Regions from separate parts of the Homo sapiens genome. Here region 2 is linked to region 1. A link is a loop called in an ENCODE intact Hi-C map of the cell type or tissue named here. Cell type or tissue: Calu3. All regions are shown on one strand. Links, peaks and the distances in the headings refer to the core of each region. The heading gives the core; the rest is flanking DNA.

What was found. Peaks named below come from ENCODE experiments on the same cell type or tissue, not always from the same donor. Only the 100,000 strongest peaks of a DNase experiment are listed, where the experiment ranks them.
Region 2: a loop joins it to region 1, with 5 times the contacts of the local background. A loop is called at or near these places in 5 of 110 quality-filtered maps.

The regions. Positions count from the first base shown.
Region 1 is chr3:167,097,810-167,106,280 of GRCh38, forward strand. LOC105374196 (a long non-coding RNA gene) reads right to left here and starts at 2,395. Exons shown (of 3, transcript XR_001741011.2): 1 at 2,134-2,395; 2 at 1,599-1,779. In Calu3, for the core only: no CTCF peak of the experiment used is centred there; a DNase peak (open chromatin) is centred at 4,452.
Region 2 is chr3:167,341,861-167,350,331 of GRCh38, forward strand. All of the region lies in intron 9 of ZBBX (zinc finger B-box domain containing), which reads right to left. Among named protein-coding and RNA genes, the nearest start is that of ZBBX, 34 kb to the right of the region's middle. In Calu3, for the core only: no CTCF peak of the experiment used is centred there; no DNase peak of the experiment used is centred there.

The DNA.
Region 1 (8,471 bases), core at 273-8,272:
TATTTTCTTTAAGATACAATGTTCTCATCTGTAAAATGGGAAAATGAAACTAACATGAATTAGCAAATTGGAAACTCTGGAATTAGATGTGGCCCACATGGGTATTTGCTATTATTTGCATGTTTATGTCTAGCGTAGTACACAGGCCAGTTTAGTTGGCCATATAAGATTTGCTTTGTAAGCTCTATAGCACTGTTTAAATATAAGGCCTTATTATTAGCACTGTTGCTAATCTGCTCAAAATAAACTAATAAGAGTCAGCTCCAGGAAATTTATTCTAGAAGCAAACTCGTTGTGTGGAATCAGTAATATTGTCCCTATATTTTCAGCAGAGTTTAAAAAGAAACATTTGAGCCAAAGAAAGAGTCAGAAGCTCCCTCTGCAATATAACTTATATACACTGTGATTTTGAGTATTCAAAATTGAATATATAGATACATATACGTATATATGAATAAGGAAATAAGTTTAGATTGTGCTACCCCCCAAAAAATGTTCATCACCAGAATAGTGAAAAAGATAAAATGACCCAAATCTTTAGCATAAGAGAATCAGTTTGGTAAATTAAGTCTCTCCCACAAAATGAATTTTTATGTAGCCCTTGGAGTTATATTTATAAAGAAAACTTCATGACATAAGCAAAGAAAAAATAAGATTAAAAATTGTAATTTGTGCTATGTGATTTCAACTTGTTAAAATAATAATTCAGAAGAAGCTAATTCAGAAGAAGCTGGTACAAAATATGCCAAGCTTTTAAAACCTTTGTATCCTTACCTTTAAAGTGTTATAACAACATATTTCTCAGGGCTGCTGAGAGAACCAAATGAACCAGAAAGCCAATACAGCACAGAGGACGTATCCTCAGAGCCCTAACAGGAAACAGATGGCACACTCAAATTGGACAATCAGAGACAATTTGATAAAGGAACTATTTACCAAAGTGTGGCAAGGGTATAGAAAAACATAAAAGAAAGAGTAATGCAGGACTAATAAAAATTGGGGTATGATTATCTACCCTGGATATGAAGGGGCAGTTAGCTAATCCCAGAAGCAGAGAGCTCTGTGTGAAAAGGATTGGTTCACAGAAAGCTCTGATCTTCTGTCCAGAATGGAAGTCAGGCTATAGCAACCCAGCAGAAAGGAAGTCAGGGGTGTAAAGACTCCAGTAATACTCTCTCCCTTTTTTCCATATAAGTCTGCCTGTCAGAGTAGAAAGTAGGATGGAGAATGGTGGAAGGAGGCCTGGTGGGATCGATGAGTTATTCTACCCAGTTGATCTCCTTTGTCCTTTTGCTTCCACTCTTGTCCTTCCACCAGAAAACATGTATCCATAACACAGGGATCATACTAAGTTCTATCAGGTAATTTATCTGTAGATGAGATCCAAACTGAAAGTTAAGGTATATGAAAGCTCATAAATGGTTACATTGAAAAAAAAATGAACAAAAAAGGCAATTTCATATTTGAAATATGTGTCCATCCCTGGAATAAAGGAAGGGTTCCAATATAATCAACGTGCAAACAGTTGTTTGGGGAAGATAAAAAAGCTTGACAAACAAGCGATAATGAGATTTGAGGGAGGGAAAAATGTGAAATACCTTGACTCTCCCAACAGAGTTGGCATGGCACGGCTAAGTCACTTGCCTAAGGCCACAGGTCCTGTTACACAGCTCTATCCACTCGGCACTCCCAGTTTTCAGATTCCAATAACCATTCTTTTTTCTTATTTCTTCAGCCCCAGTAATGACATGAACCATCTCTTGTGAGTTCTCAAATGCCCTGTGCAGATGACATTAAATAGACTTTTAATCAAATTCTTCTCAAATTACCTAATTTGAGTTTAACATCTGATTATCTTTTACAGTGCTAACTGATAGAATAATTGAAACCATCACTGGCCTCAGGAAAGAGTGTCAAAATGCAATTCTGGGATTGAGTTGCTTATATGTTCACGGAGTGAAGGGATATTCTTTCTGGTAGAAGGAAATGAATAATGAATAATCCATGGCAGGTGGTAGTATGATAATAATTCAAATTACCACTAGTGGTGGCTTTATGTCTTGGTCTGCTTAGGCTGCCATAATAAAATACCATAAGCTGGGTGGTTTAAACAACAGGAATTAATTTTCTTACAGCTCTTGAGGCTTGGAAGTCCAAGACCAAGATGCCAGCATGGTCAGTTTCTGGTGAAGCTCTCTTCCTGGTTTGCAGATGGCCACCTTCTCACTGCGTGCTCACATGACCTTTCCTTGATGGTATGCACAGGAGAGAGAACTCTGGTTTCTCTTCCTCTTCTTACAACGACATTAGACCTATGGATTAAGGACTTTATGGCCTCATTTAACTTTACTCACTGCCTCACAGGATCTATCTGTAAACACAGTCACAGGCCCTATCCTCCAATACAGTTAGGACTTCAATATATGAAACGGGTGGTGGGGGAGCACATTCAATCCGTAACTTTTGGAATGAAGTGCAGAGTGAATGCAAGAAGTAATGAAATCAAATATCTGTGGCACTGAGTTGCTACTGCAACAAAAATAACTAAAATATTGATTACAAAGATGCCAATGATGATGTCATGATCTAACTTTTGAACTCCTGGAAAATGTATAAGAGGTAACAGAGAACTTGAGATGTCTGACTGTCCAACAGAGAATGAAAGTGGACAATTGGAAAGCTTCTTCAGGAGCTTTGAAAAGCCCTTTATTTCCTGTAGTTGGGAAGCTGACATGGCTGAGAACCAAGCCCAATGCCTGATTATAATGGTTAGAGTTGCAATGTCAATTAAATATTCAATTCAACCAGCTAAGGGCACTGGCAGGAAATAAATGAGATGCTAAGACATGAATCCCACATGATTCATCCCATGATGCTTCCCACATGAATACAAACATGTGGGAAGTCATAGATAAGACATAAAAGTCTGAAATTTTAAATCATCTTGAAATTTAATCATCTTGAAATTTAAATCATCTTTAAATCGTCTTGAAGCTCCCTTGTGAATGAACATAGATATACTACCCTCACTTTGTGATGAAGTCAGCATTTTCTGAAGTAAAAAAATCACTCAATGTTTGCATTTAAGACAGTTGACCCAAGGCCTCCAGAGCCATAATGGAAATCAGATTCCTAAATAGCCCAGACACAGAAGTACAAAGCTTAACCCCAGAGGAGATAACCTATGTGAGAAAAAAATGTGAGACTTCATGAATCTGTATAGGCAGGAGTATACAGTGTGTGTGTGGGGCATTGGATGCTAAAAGTGGTAGCTGCCCAAGCAAGAAAAAACAAAAAGCTTGCTAACAGTGGGATTACCCAAGGGTCAGGATTTAATGTGTTAAAAGTCTACAAGGTTAGCTAATTGAAGCCTTGACTCAATGGTGACCTATAGTTTATGAGATTGAAATGTCAGAACTTTGGTGCATACTATAATCTTTCAATTTAAAGTTTTGTCCACAAAGCAGTAGGAACACCTGAGAGCTTCTTGAAAAGGCAGAATCCTTGGCCCCAAACTCAATCTATTGTCACAATCGGCATTCAAACAACATCCCCGTTTGATTTGTATGAAACTTTAAATTCAAAAACACTGCAGGTAGATAAAATAATCCAAAATTTCTACCTGGGCAAACTGTTCAGCTAACCTGACGCTGTTAGGAGACCATTTTTCATCTTTCTCTTGTATTTCTGTAGAGAAATGTTTTGCGAGTAGAGGGACTTACTGCTCTTTTTTTTTCTGGACTATATTTTTACTTTTCCACAAATTTTTGTATAGTGAACACCCTCAGAAAATAGATGTAGTATTTCCTCTGGAGCAAAAGTCAGAGACACTCACTATCCAGTATAATAATGTTAATGTCTCCTATGGAGCAAAAGGCAGTCAGGTTTGCTGCCATAAATGATTTTGGTTCTCAAAGCTCAAAAATGATTTGGATTCCCTAAGCTCTTACACCTCAAACCACTGCGTAAGCAGATATCATCTATTCCTCTTCATATCACCAGGGGACTGGAACAAGAAAATGCTGATATGTTGACTACTGATATTGTTGAGAGAAATAAAGATTTTTGTGTCTGACACAGGCGTCTCTTGTTTTCTGCCAGCATCCACAGGTAGGCTAACTTATCTTGGAAGTACAATAAAATCTCAGATCCTTTACATTTCTTGGTAGTTATATTAAAAAGGATGTGAAGCTGACAAACACATGGCTATCTGGAAGAGAAAAATAAGGGACCTTCAAGACAATAAATGGGATTTGAGGCAAGCCCATGTGAACTGGTAATGAATATGTTGATCAAACCGTATGACCAACCAGGCCAAATATAATCTTCCAATTTATTCCTTGTTAAAGAGGAAGAATTGGAGAGACAGTTGTAGGTCAAGTACAAGTAAATGGGTTCAGTGAAAGACAGCTGCCAAATTGGAGTCCCAAATGTGTTAACTCTCCTGCAGGTGGCAGTACTCACCAATAGGGTAGGGGGCCTCAAGATTTGTAACTGCATGGCAGAAGTTCCTAACTCCAGTTAGCTACAGTTACAGAAAATCACACCTACACTTAGTATGCAAGGAGGCAAATCTGTGACTATTGGTTGAAACCAGGTGAATTATGAGAACTTTGATTGATTTTCTAGGGAGATGAGAGAGTGGAGAATGTAATGTCTTTGAATAAAGAAGGCAACAGCTAGGCCATTTTAGGGTTCAGTCACTCATGCAGTCTATCATGCTAATTTCAATCCATTTGAAGAAGACAGTAAAAGTTTTTGGAGACTTTTTCAATGGATATTGACTGTTCTAAGGAAGTTTTGGCTCTCAGATTTACAAGAGAAGAACCCTCATAGTAAACCATAGATTATGCATTGAATAGTATTTGAACTTTTATTGCCCCGGATTGGCTTAATTAGGGATGAAAATAAGTCACTAGAGAATGAGAAACCAACTCAAAGAAATCTAGAGAAATGTTTGCTGTCAGTCCCACTGCCCTGGAAAACTTCCCTTGCCCTTATGCTAAGAGCAGGCAATAATCTAAGAGATATTCTCACAACAATAGGGAAAAAAAATGCACCAGTATAAAGTAGGTTGCGTTAAAACAAAACAAAACAAAACAAAACAAAAAAAACACTGTGCAAGTGAAGTCCAAGTCAGCCAAAAGGTACAAGCCCTGGAGTCCTCCCTATGAAGCAGTGTGGCTCTGGCTGCTGAGTCAAAGGGTCCTCAAAGCTTAGTAAAATGTTTCCCAAAGTTACAATGACCTTGCTGCTTTATATACAGAGGTAAAAATAATAAAAATGTTTGCAATTTGTTTGGTTGAGACATAAGCAGCCACAGCACTCCTTAGAATTGAATGAAAATGGGCCTTGCTTCCTAACAAGAGCTCCCCTCTCCCTCTTTCCTGCTCTACCCCAAGAAAGATGATTAAAAGGGAGAGGCTGAAGTCTTCCTCTCCCAGGAGAAACCAGGGCTGTAAGTACTCATCACCATATGCTTGAAGACTTTGGTAAAGGGAAGAATTCAAACTTAACTTTCTGTCACAATATAGTTTGGAAGTGCTCAGATTTTCATGATCTTTATCATAGTCTTGACATTTTGGCTTTGGATTCATTCCGATCTTTAACAATTTGTTTGATCTTGCATAAGATGTTAAACTTTTCTTATATATTGAAAACATTAGCAGTACTTATTTTATTATAATCTTGTGAATATTAAATGTGGTAATATGCATGAAGATTGTATTATCATCTGGCAAACAATATAGGCTGTTCTTGATAACTATTAGCTACTATTATCATTTATATGAAATGTACGGTGGGTATAACATCACAACAATTTTGCCATTGATAAGTTATGGTAGAACATGTCTCGTACCATTTCTATAGTAAAAATGCAATTTTTAATATAAATTATTAATATATTGAAAATTGGAAGAAATATTGAGCTCTAAAAATTTAGTCAAGACATTTTGTCTTCTTAAGTCTACTATTAAAAATAAACTTAAAATAGGTGGCCATTAAAATTATGTATATTGATAAAGAAGGATGATTATGAAGTACTGTTTAGGAGGAAAAATGCACGTTGCACATTTGCAATCATAATATGATTATATTTATATAAATATATAGGTATACAGAGAAGGAGTGAGAGATTGTACATATCTGCATCTATATGTAGAAAATAGTCTAGACCCTTTTCAAAACATGCAGCCAACAATCATATGAAAAAAGGCTCAACAACACTGATTATTAGAGAAATGCGAATCAAAACCACAATGAGATATCTCACAGCAGTCAGAATGGTTATTATTAAAAAGGCAAAAAAATAACAGATGCTGGTGAGGTTGTGGAGAAAAGGAACACTTACACGCTGTTGGTGGGAGTGTAAATTAGTTCAACCATTACGGAAGACAGTGTGGCAATTCCTCAAAGATATAAAGACAGAATCACCATTTGATTCAGCAATCCCATTACTAGGCATGAAGCCAAATGAGTATAAATTGTTCTGTTATAAAGATATATGCATGCTCATATTCATTGCAGCACTATTCACAATAGCAAAGACATGGAATCAACTCAAATGCCCATCAGTGGTAGATTGGATAAAGAAAATGTATGACATATACACCATGGAATGCTATGAAACCTTTAAAAGAAATGAGATTATGTCCTTTGCAGGGACATGGATGGAGCTAGAAGCCATTATCCTCAGCAAACTAACACAGGAACAGAAAACCAAATACCACATGTTCTCGCTTATAAGTAGGATTCAAATGGTCAGAACACATGGACACATAGAGGGGAACAACACACACTAGGGCCTATCAGAGGGTGGGGGGTGAGAGGAGGGAGAGAATCAAGAAAAATTACTAATGGAGACTAGACTTATAACCTGGGTTACCAAGTAATCTGTCCAAAAAAAAAAAAAAAAAACCATGACACAAGTTTACCTATGTAACAAAAATAAAAGTTTTTTTAAAAAGAAAATCATCTAGAAAAATGCACTGTAAATTTTAATTATGTCTATCTCTGGGAATTAAATTAAGAAATATTTGTACTTTGATATATTTCTGTACTCTTTAAATACATTGAAAGAATTATGGTTTATATGCATAAAAACATATGATTTCTTTTGTTGTAGAATAGGTACATTTTTATTTAGCACAAAACTCTGGAAATCAAAGTGAGCTGATAACTGAGCTGATACGTGCACAGTGTATTATACTTTGATATTTCTATTGTTTAAAAAATAGTTTTTATATATAACCTACCAAAATTTTTGTAAATACAAAAAGACCTAGAAGTATTATATTCCAAGACCTTTATTTTAATTATCCTCAAAACACATCCTATCTGTTTAGTTGGTTCTTGTCAACAATTTTTCAGAGTTCTAGGTAAATAGAATAATAATATTGACTAACAGAAAGATCTTTATCCATGGAATGTTCTTTACAGGATGGCTCTGGCTTAGGATCCCTTATAGTCAATAAAACTAGAATCTATAGATTTATAAAGCTTAGCTTCATAAATAAAGCTTTGCTCCATGGACAATGTTACATAAGCTGTGGCATAAAATGGAGATAACTAAAATTCTCCTGCTGTGTGAGGGAATAATCTCTCGAAGACATGTCAACTCTTGGCCAGGAAGAGCATGTCCACTGCAGGAGGAAGAACTTAGGGAACTGCCTTCAATGTCGTGGACAACTGCCAATTTTCCTTCAACAAACCAATTGCCTTTAATAACAGGGAAGAATTTTGATTCATGTGAGTCAGATTTAAGGATACAATATTTTGTATTAGCTCAAAAACAGAGTAAACAAAAGAAGAAAACAACAAAATTACATGCTTATTAATATATTTCTCCAAATAATAGTGATTTTAAAATACAAAGGTTAATGAATATGTAGAACTTACCATGTACCAGGTGCTTTCCCTATGTTATTTTGCTCTACTATCTACCATGCGAGGTATATAGAAATATTCTCATTTTCAAATAAAATTAGTAAGACACAAAGAGATTTTTTTATGTGCAAACTTACCCAGCTACTAAGTGAGGGATCTGGCATTTCAACCTAGATCCGTCTCCTTACCACCTACTACTACATATGAGGAATTTAAGTCTTTGACATTCTTTCCATGGGTTGAATTCAAGAACCAGTTCACTGCTTTAGAACCTGATGTGAAATTCCAAGTGTATTAGAAAGCATTACTTTCTATATTTGCAGCCCTGAATCTATCTCCCTCTAAGCCTTATATATCCAACAAATAACTTAATTGCCTTTGGTTAGATGTCCAGAGCTAGGGTCTGAGACTCAGATGAAATGATTCTCCATCTAATACAAGTTTCTTTGAATGGCACTCAGGACCCATTCTTGAAAAGTCACTTCTAATTACACTTTGACATTTGTTTTGCTTTACAACAAAGAAATAAATAAATAAAACCCATGACTTTTAATAAAATGGATATGGGTTTTGCCCTGGGAGTA
Region 2 (8,471 bases), core at 382-8,381, 240 kb after region 1:
AACAAAATTTGTCATATTTGGTTTTTAAATATAGTATTGCTGTTACATCACAATTAGATAATTCGTATCCCATAAAGACCAATGAACATAACGTATATTACAGCAAGCAAAACTACTGTAAAATTTGTCAGATTCCATGAAAAAAATCATGAGCTCATTTGAGCTACATAAGGAAGAAATTTCATATGAAATGAAATGAATAACATCTTTAGGTATAGAAGAATAAACTTACTAACAAGTAGCAATCAATAATTTGTTACATTTGGTTTTTAAATATAGTATTGCTGTTATATGACAATTAGATAATTGGTATCCCATAAAGACCAATGAACATAACATATAGCAAACAAACTACTGTAAAAATTTGTCAGGTTCCATGAAAGAAATCATGAGATAACATAGGTAGCACCTGCAAATTACAAAAGTCCCTCAAATATTCTGCATCAACATGATTGACTAAAGGTTCAGACAGTGGGTTAGACTAATGATCTTTATGGTCCCCTCCAAAATTGAGATTCTATTATCCTCTATGTGTGAATAAATTGGAAGACTGTATTTTTATATATACTCTGATAAATTGAGCTCTAAAACTTTTACTGTATGGGTTTTTAAAATACAAAACCATTCCAAAATATGTGTAACCATAATGCTTTTAAAAAAACACCCCTACATGCATCCATCTGTATTATTAACCGTAGGTACCATGTTGTACAACAGGTACCCAGAACTCATTTATATTGCTAACTTTAACTTTCTACCCATTGAACAATATCTATTTTCCCTATCCACTAACTACCACTATTCTAATTTCTGCTTCTATAAATTTGACTGTTTAAAATATCTCATATAAGCAGAGTTATGTAGTATTTGTCCTTCTGTAACTTACTTATTTCAATTATCATAATATCTTTCTGGTCCATGGTAAGTGTTATTACCACAAAAAAAAAAAAACAACAAGGGACACAGGAAACTTTTGGAGGTGATGGATGGATGTATTACCATTATTCTGGTGATGATATAATGGGTATATGTACATGTCCAAATCCATCAAATTGTGTACATTAAAGATGTGCAGTTTTTATCTACCAATTATACCTCAATAGAGCTGTAATAAAAAAGAAAACAGCCCTCAACACAAAATTAATCTTTTTGTTAATCCTTTGGACTCATCATTAATATTACATTGTTTTCTGGGCTTTAAATGTAGATAATATAGGAATGGGATTGAATTTCTACTAATACTGTATCCTGACTGATAAAACCTAATGGATGGAGCACCTTCTATGAGCAGAATATTTTTATAATTGTTGGCATTTAATGTGATTTTCACAATAGCCCTGCAAGCTTCTGAGCTTGCATATATAAATATGATCTTTCAAAATTTCCTCAGCATAAACATCACAGAAATACTCACCTCTCCCTTTAAGGTTGATTCATGCCATCTCTGGGTTAAGCCCCTGTACTGCCACTACCCTCTCTACTGTGTCAGTTGCTCTGTCATTTGCTGCTGTAATATACTCACTAAGCCACTTACATTCTCCCAACTCTTCATTAACTCTAATTTCCATTCTCCCTACCCCTTTCAATTGTCTTTATTTCCCCTTCCCTAGCTTTTCTTAGAACTGGCATCTAAAAGTAATTAGCACAGATATAACTTCACTAAAGTGCAGGCTACTGAACTGTCCCACATCCAGGTCTTCGAAAAATTCTTGTCAAAATTTATCCCAGGAAGATATACAAATGGCCACCAAGCACATGAAAAGATGTTTGACATCATTAGTCATCAAAATGCAAACCAAACCACGATGTGCTACTGCTTCATATTACTAGGATGTTAGACCAAAAAGTCAGATAATAACAAGTGGTGGCTAGGAGGTAGAGAAATCAGAACTCTTGTACATGGCTGATTGGAATGCAATATACTGCAGCCACTTTGAAAAACAGTCTTGCAGTTCCTCAAACAATTAAAAATGGAGTTACCATATGACCCAGCAATTCCACCAGTAGGTATCTAGCCAAGATAACTAAAAACATATGGCCACAAAAAACTTGTACACAAATGTTCATGGCAGCATTACTTATAATAGCCAAAAGGTGGAAACAACCCGAATATCCATCAAATGATGAATGAATAAACAAAATATGCTATATCAAACAATGAAATGTTATTCAACCTTAAAAATAAATGAAATGCTGATAGATGGCACAACATGGATGAACATTGAAAACGTTATGCAAGTAAAAGAAGCCACTCATAAAAGGCCACATATGACATGATTCTATTTATATGAAATGTCCAGAATAGGCTAATCTAGAGAGAGAGAAAGGAGTATTGGTCCCGAGAATATAGGGAGATAGGAGGAGGATGGAGCAAAAGGGTATGGGGTTTCTTTTTGAGGTGACAAAAATGTTCTAAAGTCAATTATGCTAATAGTTTCACTTAGCAGTAACCATACTAAAATTCATTGAATTGTGCACTTCAAATGAATGAATTGTGTGGTATATGAATTATATCGCAATAATGCTGTTCTTAAAAACTTTTTGTCAATGATTCCTGGACAAGTGTTTTTCATTTGTCTTTTGGCTATCCCAACATTCTATGTTTCAAATTCTGACTCATCAAGGACTTAAATGCCATGCTCACCAGAGTCTGCCTGTGTTAACTAAACCTTTAAAATCTCAAGACTGCTATCAAATCCTCTTGGCATCAGTCTATTCAGAAGGATGAGGACAGGAATAACAGTTTGCCAGCAGGACAGCATCAGCTGTTCCTTTTTGGTGGTATTCTTGCAGGAGTTCAAGCAGAAGTACAGTTCAGGTAGATAAGGAATACACCTGATTTAGAAACCTTACTTTCCACCAGAGCCAATCCCCACCTCATAGCTCCAGAGCTAGTTCCATAGTGGAATGTTTCAGTTACAAAGCCCACTGCACTCAGGGAGCTATATCTTCCTTCAAGTATGTATAGTTCTCCTTGTTTAGATGTAATTTGCCAAGTAGAGGTTACACTTACCATAAGTATGTTGCCTAGGAATGTAGTTGACATGACTACCTTTATCTGTTTCCCAGGGAAAGGGCGAGAAAGTTAATTAAAGGTCAAATGCTCACATTTAGGAGGAAAAGCTTTTGTTAACCCTTCACTGATATAACAACTTAACATACCATAAATCCTTTTAATTATCCAATCCTTGGTTAAAAATTCCCTTGCTTTCAAAATTCAGAGAAAAATAAATTTTGCCCTAAAATACAGTTTTACGCTATTTCAGGAGCTTAATCAAACCACTAAGGACTCATTCACATTTCTATTTGTTAAAAAATTGATTTATACAGCACAGGTACAATGTTAAGCACTGAGGATACAGTGATGAACAAGACAAAAAAGAGTCCTTCTCACAAGGTCCTAAAATTTATCAGAAGATATGATAGTCGATAGCAACATGGTTTTTAAAATCTTTTGATAGAAGAAATGCCAGGTGATAACAATCATTGAAGGGAATGAACATGCACTTGTAGTATAAGGAATATGCATTATTCATATTTAAGAAATAAGTTAAAAATATGACAATACTCAATTGTTCACATACATTTAAAATATTTTATTTTTCTTAAGTATAACATTAATACTTACAAATAGAAAATTCATACATTTTTTCAAAATATTTACATACCTGGACTCTAAAATCATGTGACTTTATGATAATTCCTTTTTTGGGAGAACATTTACTTGTCATCCACATATTTCAATCTTATTGGTAACTCTGAGAGAAGGAACTGCGTTTCTCAACTCTGCCCCTTCTGTGGTCTCCCATCAAGCTACCATTATTGACTTTCTTCACATAACTAGAAAAAACTACTTTAAATTTCATATGGAACCAAGAAAGAGCCCATATAACCAAGACAATCCTAAGCAAAAAGAACAAAGCTGGAGGCATCACGCTACCTGACTTCAAGCTACACTACAAGGCTACAGTAACCAAAACTGCATGGAAATTCTACCTCAATTATCTTTTCTTTCATTAATACCACCCACCTTCCCAAGGTTTCTCCTTTTCAGTTAAGAAAATTTCCATTCCAATTAAGAAAATGTATTTACCATAATCTATTAATAATTTACTTAAACTAACCCCCCTTGTGCATGTCATACTTCACAAATAGAATGCTTTTTGTTTGTTTTCCCTCATCTTCTATTCTCTCTAATTAACATTGTCTCTTCTGTCTGATCTTACGTTGCTAAAAGGAAATAGGAATGCCTGATATATTAAGACCTCATTTCTCATCTGAAAATAACTTTTGTTTCAACCCTTAGTGTTGACAATCTTTCTACATGTAGAAGTAAAATTTTAATCCTTAATAATTGCCTCTCATGCATTTATGCCTCATTTTTCAGTTAATTAAATATTTAACAGAGGTTGGAAAAGGCAAAGAAACTTGAAGTGTTTTGAATCACTGCCAAGTACAAATCAATCATAAATCAAAGGAAAGGCCCTTTGAAATTACAACACTAGTCAACATGTAAATATTTGCCTTCAATTTTTCAGAGATCGTAAGTAAAACAAGGTATGCTGATACAAAATGATCCATACTGACTAAACTCACAGGACCTACTGGGCTGTTGGATAAAGGCTGAAACAGTTTACAACTATCAAATTTGGCTACACTTTATATTAACCACAAATGACAGCACAGGTTAAAGAATATAAAGTGTAATCACCGTCAGCCTAGAATACTTGCTTTTTATATAGCAATGCTTAATATTCATCTGTCGGATGTCTTCCCTAACTTCTCAAATTAGGAATGGATTCAGCAGTCAACAAAGCCTTATGACTTTAATGGTTAACAATAAAAAACAAAAACCACTACAAGATTGGTTAGTGAGAGCTAAGAAAAAGAGATATCTGACCAAATGGCCATCAAAGCCAAAGCACAACAACAACAACAAAAACTTTATGCATAGGAAAATGATAAAAACAATAAGACAAAAAAGCATGTTGACTGAAAAAAGAAGTGAAAGGTTAAACAGAGACTAGAGATAGAAAGAAAATGGCAGAGAGCTACAAGACAATTGATTAAAATCAAGAAATGATGACAGAGAATGGGCAAGACCAGAATAAAGGAGAAAAATTAAGTACTAATCAGAATAGTGAATTTCTGAGGGGGAATATATCATCATAAACACTATATCAGCTATTTGAGGCCTCTTTCTTATTCTATTTCTTATAATAAAGGTGGTTATTATAACAGGCATGAGTCACTCACACATAGTGAAACTGTTCACTGTGCTCTATTTACAGGAGGGAGTACGTAGTACAATTTGAAATAGTTTCTTTCAAAAAACATCTATCTAATTTATTTATTATTGTATATATTTAAAGTATACAAACATGTACATGATGTTTTGGTATGCATGTACATGCACATGACATACATATACATGTAAAATGATAACTACCATTGAGCATATTAACATATCCATCACCTCACACAGTTGCTTCTTTTTAGTACTAAAAGCACCTATGTATAAAAAATGGAATATTATTCAGCCTTTAAAAAGAAGATATGTTTAACTATGACAGCATAGATAAACCTGGAGGACATTACAGTAAATGAAATAAGCCAGACACAGAAAGAAAAATACTACATGAAACCACATACATGCAGAATCCAAATTTTTTTTAAAAACTTTTCATTTAAAATTTTTGTTTTATGAATAAAGGGACAAATTCGCTTTAAGAATTAGCTGAACAAAAAAGCTGTCTCCTTCAAAGTACTTTATTCCTTAGTAATTCCGTTAGGTGAAATAATGTTATAAAAAAGAGAATAACATCATTATAGGTTTAGCTCCCAGCACAGGAAGTCTGTGTATGCTCTTTGCTAAGTGCCAACCTCACAATTCCACTTCCCTAGTAGACAATACACTTCCTAGGACTCTCCCCAACAGCAGCACCAAGTAGCAACTTTGGTCTCCACAGATGGTGTGGAAACATAAAGGAGTAACATGAACAAGGAAGAGACATAGTTCTTTATTGTATTTAACTTTAAATTTATATACATAAAAGAATCCCAATATTTGAAGAAACCTTTAAAAGAATCATAGTTCCTTGCCAAGCTCTTTGATTTGTGTACATATTATGTAATCCATGTATGCTAACTTTTAGAGATAAATGTATATTCTACAATGAGATTTATTAGGAACTTAAATACCATTTTACTATTTGTGGCTTACCAACCTTCCCTCCTCTGCAATCAAAACCAAAGAATGTGATGCTGGCAGTATCTTAAGTGTTCTTACCATGAAAGAAGGAAAGAGAGAAAGAGAGAAAAAGAAGGAAAGATGAAAGAAGGAAGGAAGGAAGGAAGCAAGGGAGGGAGGAGGGAAGGAAGGGAGGGAGGGAGGGTGGAAGGGAAGGAAGGAAGGAAGGAAGGAAGGAAGGAAAGAAGAAAGAGAGAAAGAAAGAGAAAGAAAGAAAGAAAGAAAGAAAGAAAGAAAGAAAGAAAGAAAGAAAGAAAGAAAAAAAAGAAAAGAAAAGAAGAAGGAGGGAGGGAGAGGAGAGAGAGAAAGAGAAGAGGGAGAGAGAAAGAGAGAGAAGGAGAGAAAGAGGAAAGAAAGAAAGAGAGAGAAGGAAAGAAAGAGAGGAAATTGTGATGTAATGTGAAGTGATAGAAACATTCATTATGTTGAATTTGGAGACTATTTCAAAATGTGTATCTATATATATGTCAAAACATCAAATTATGCACCTTAATTGTACACATTTTTTATTTGTCAATTATGGCTCAATAAAGATAGAAAGGGAGTAGAGAGAGTCTGTAGATTGCCATACATGTTCTGTGCAAAAGAACTATGTAACCCGAAGGAAGTTATACAAAAGAAACAGTAAACATACTATATATATATGAAGTGTATATTCGGTAGATATTTTCTCACTAATTTAATCCAATCTACATTTGGAATTTTACAAATTTCCAACCTACAATGATCACTTTCTTCTGTTAAGATACAGGATACATACACTTTAATAATATTAACAAAACAAAATAATGCTCAACGTTTAGAAAGCATACTGTATGCCATGTTGCTTTCAGTAATTATTTGACTGGTGTCGTATCTGCATCTGGATCACAATAAGCCATATCACAGCAAAGTCTATCTTTTGAAATTATGTGGGAGGGAGAGGAGAAGACAGGGAGGGAGAGAGAGCAAGAAGAAGAAAATCAAATTTGGATAAATCTTGAAGCTCAGATACTGAAGAAATGGAGCCATGTCTCATTGTTCTTTGTATCTCCTACAACAGCTAGCACAGGGCTTAACGTCACTGAGTGATAACTCAGAAAATGTGCTCAATAAATCATTGAATGAAAAATTCCTAATATGAACTCATCTGTGATAATTTTGTTACAGTATTTATCTACAAAGTAGAATGCCTTTTGTTAAATTCTATATTATTCATATATTAACAATTAGACTCACTTCTGTATCAATTAATTTTCATTTCTTATGACTATCTGATTGTAATACCATGAGAGAGAGAAGTAGCAGGTTGGTTTTTGTTTTTTTCTCCCTGCATCCTTTCTGCCCAGAAGCGCTAAACATTGAGTGGTCACTCAAAAGTCACTGACTTTGGTGAATATTAGTTAGGTATATTTTACATTTTGTGGTTATCATTATTTGGGTCATCAGCACCCTTGATGGCTACTGATATTTATTAGCATGTTCAGGTAAACGCAAAGATTGAAATCTACCAGTAATCTTTCTAAACACAGATCTGATTATCTCTATTCCTTTGCCTACAGATAATATTAAAACCCTTAACTAATTAGGAGTAGGATCCTACCATTATTCATCTCTATAAGGTCACAGCCTAGCACATACCCTGCCTTCTAGAAAGTACTCAATAAATATTTGTTGAATAAATTACTATAAAATGAATAAAATCTATGACAAAGCAATGCATCATTAACTGTAACTAGTGTAATGCCATGTCTATATCTAATTCTATTTATAGTTTAAGTATTAGAATCTTAAAGCCACTTGACAGGGTTTGAGTTTAGGCATTTCCAAAATCAATGATTATATAAGGATAAACAAAAGGTCCTTATATGTACAGAAGGAAAAATAGAAACCTGAGAGATAAGCGTTCCTAAATAATAATGGGCAAAGATAAATAAGAACTAATTTTTAAATAAACTTGAAAACATAAGAGATTTATACCTAAAAACTATAGAAATAATATTTAAAATAACCTATGTGTTCATTTGAAATCACAATAGATAAAATATTTTCTAATTTTTAAGTGTCAAGTTCACAGTCAGAATACATAATCTGAAGACTCTAAGCTGTTTCTGCAACTACGTTAAAACAGTTTAAATAGTAAAATAGAGTCTAGATTAGTATTCAATAAAATAATTTAAAAATATGCATCAGGATTGTCTGTATATAATAGAATTTTAGAAATTAGCGTAAATCATCCTGA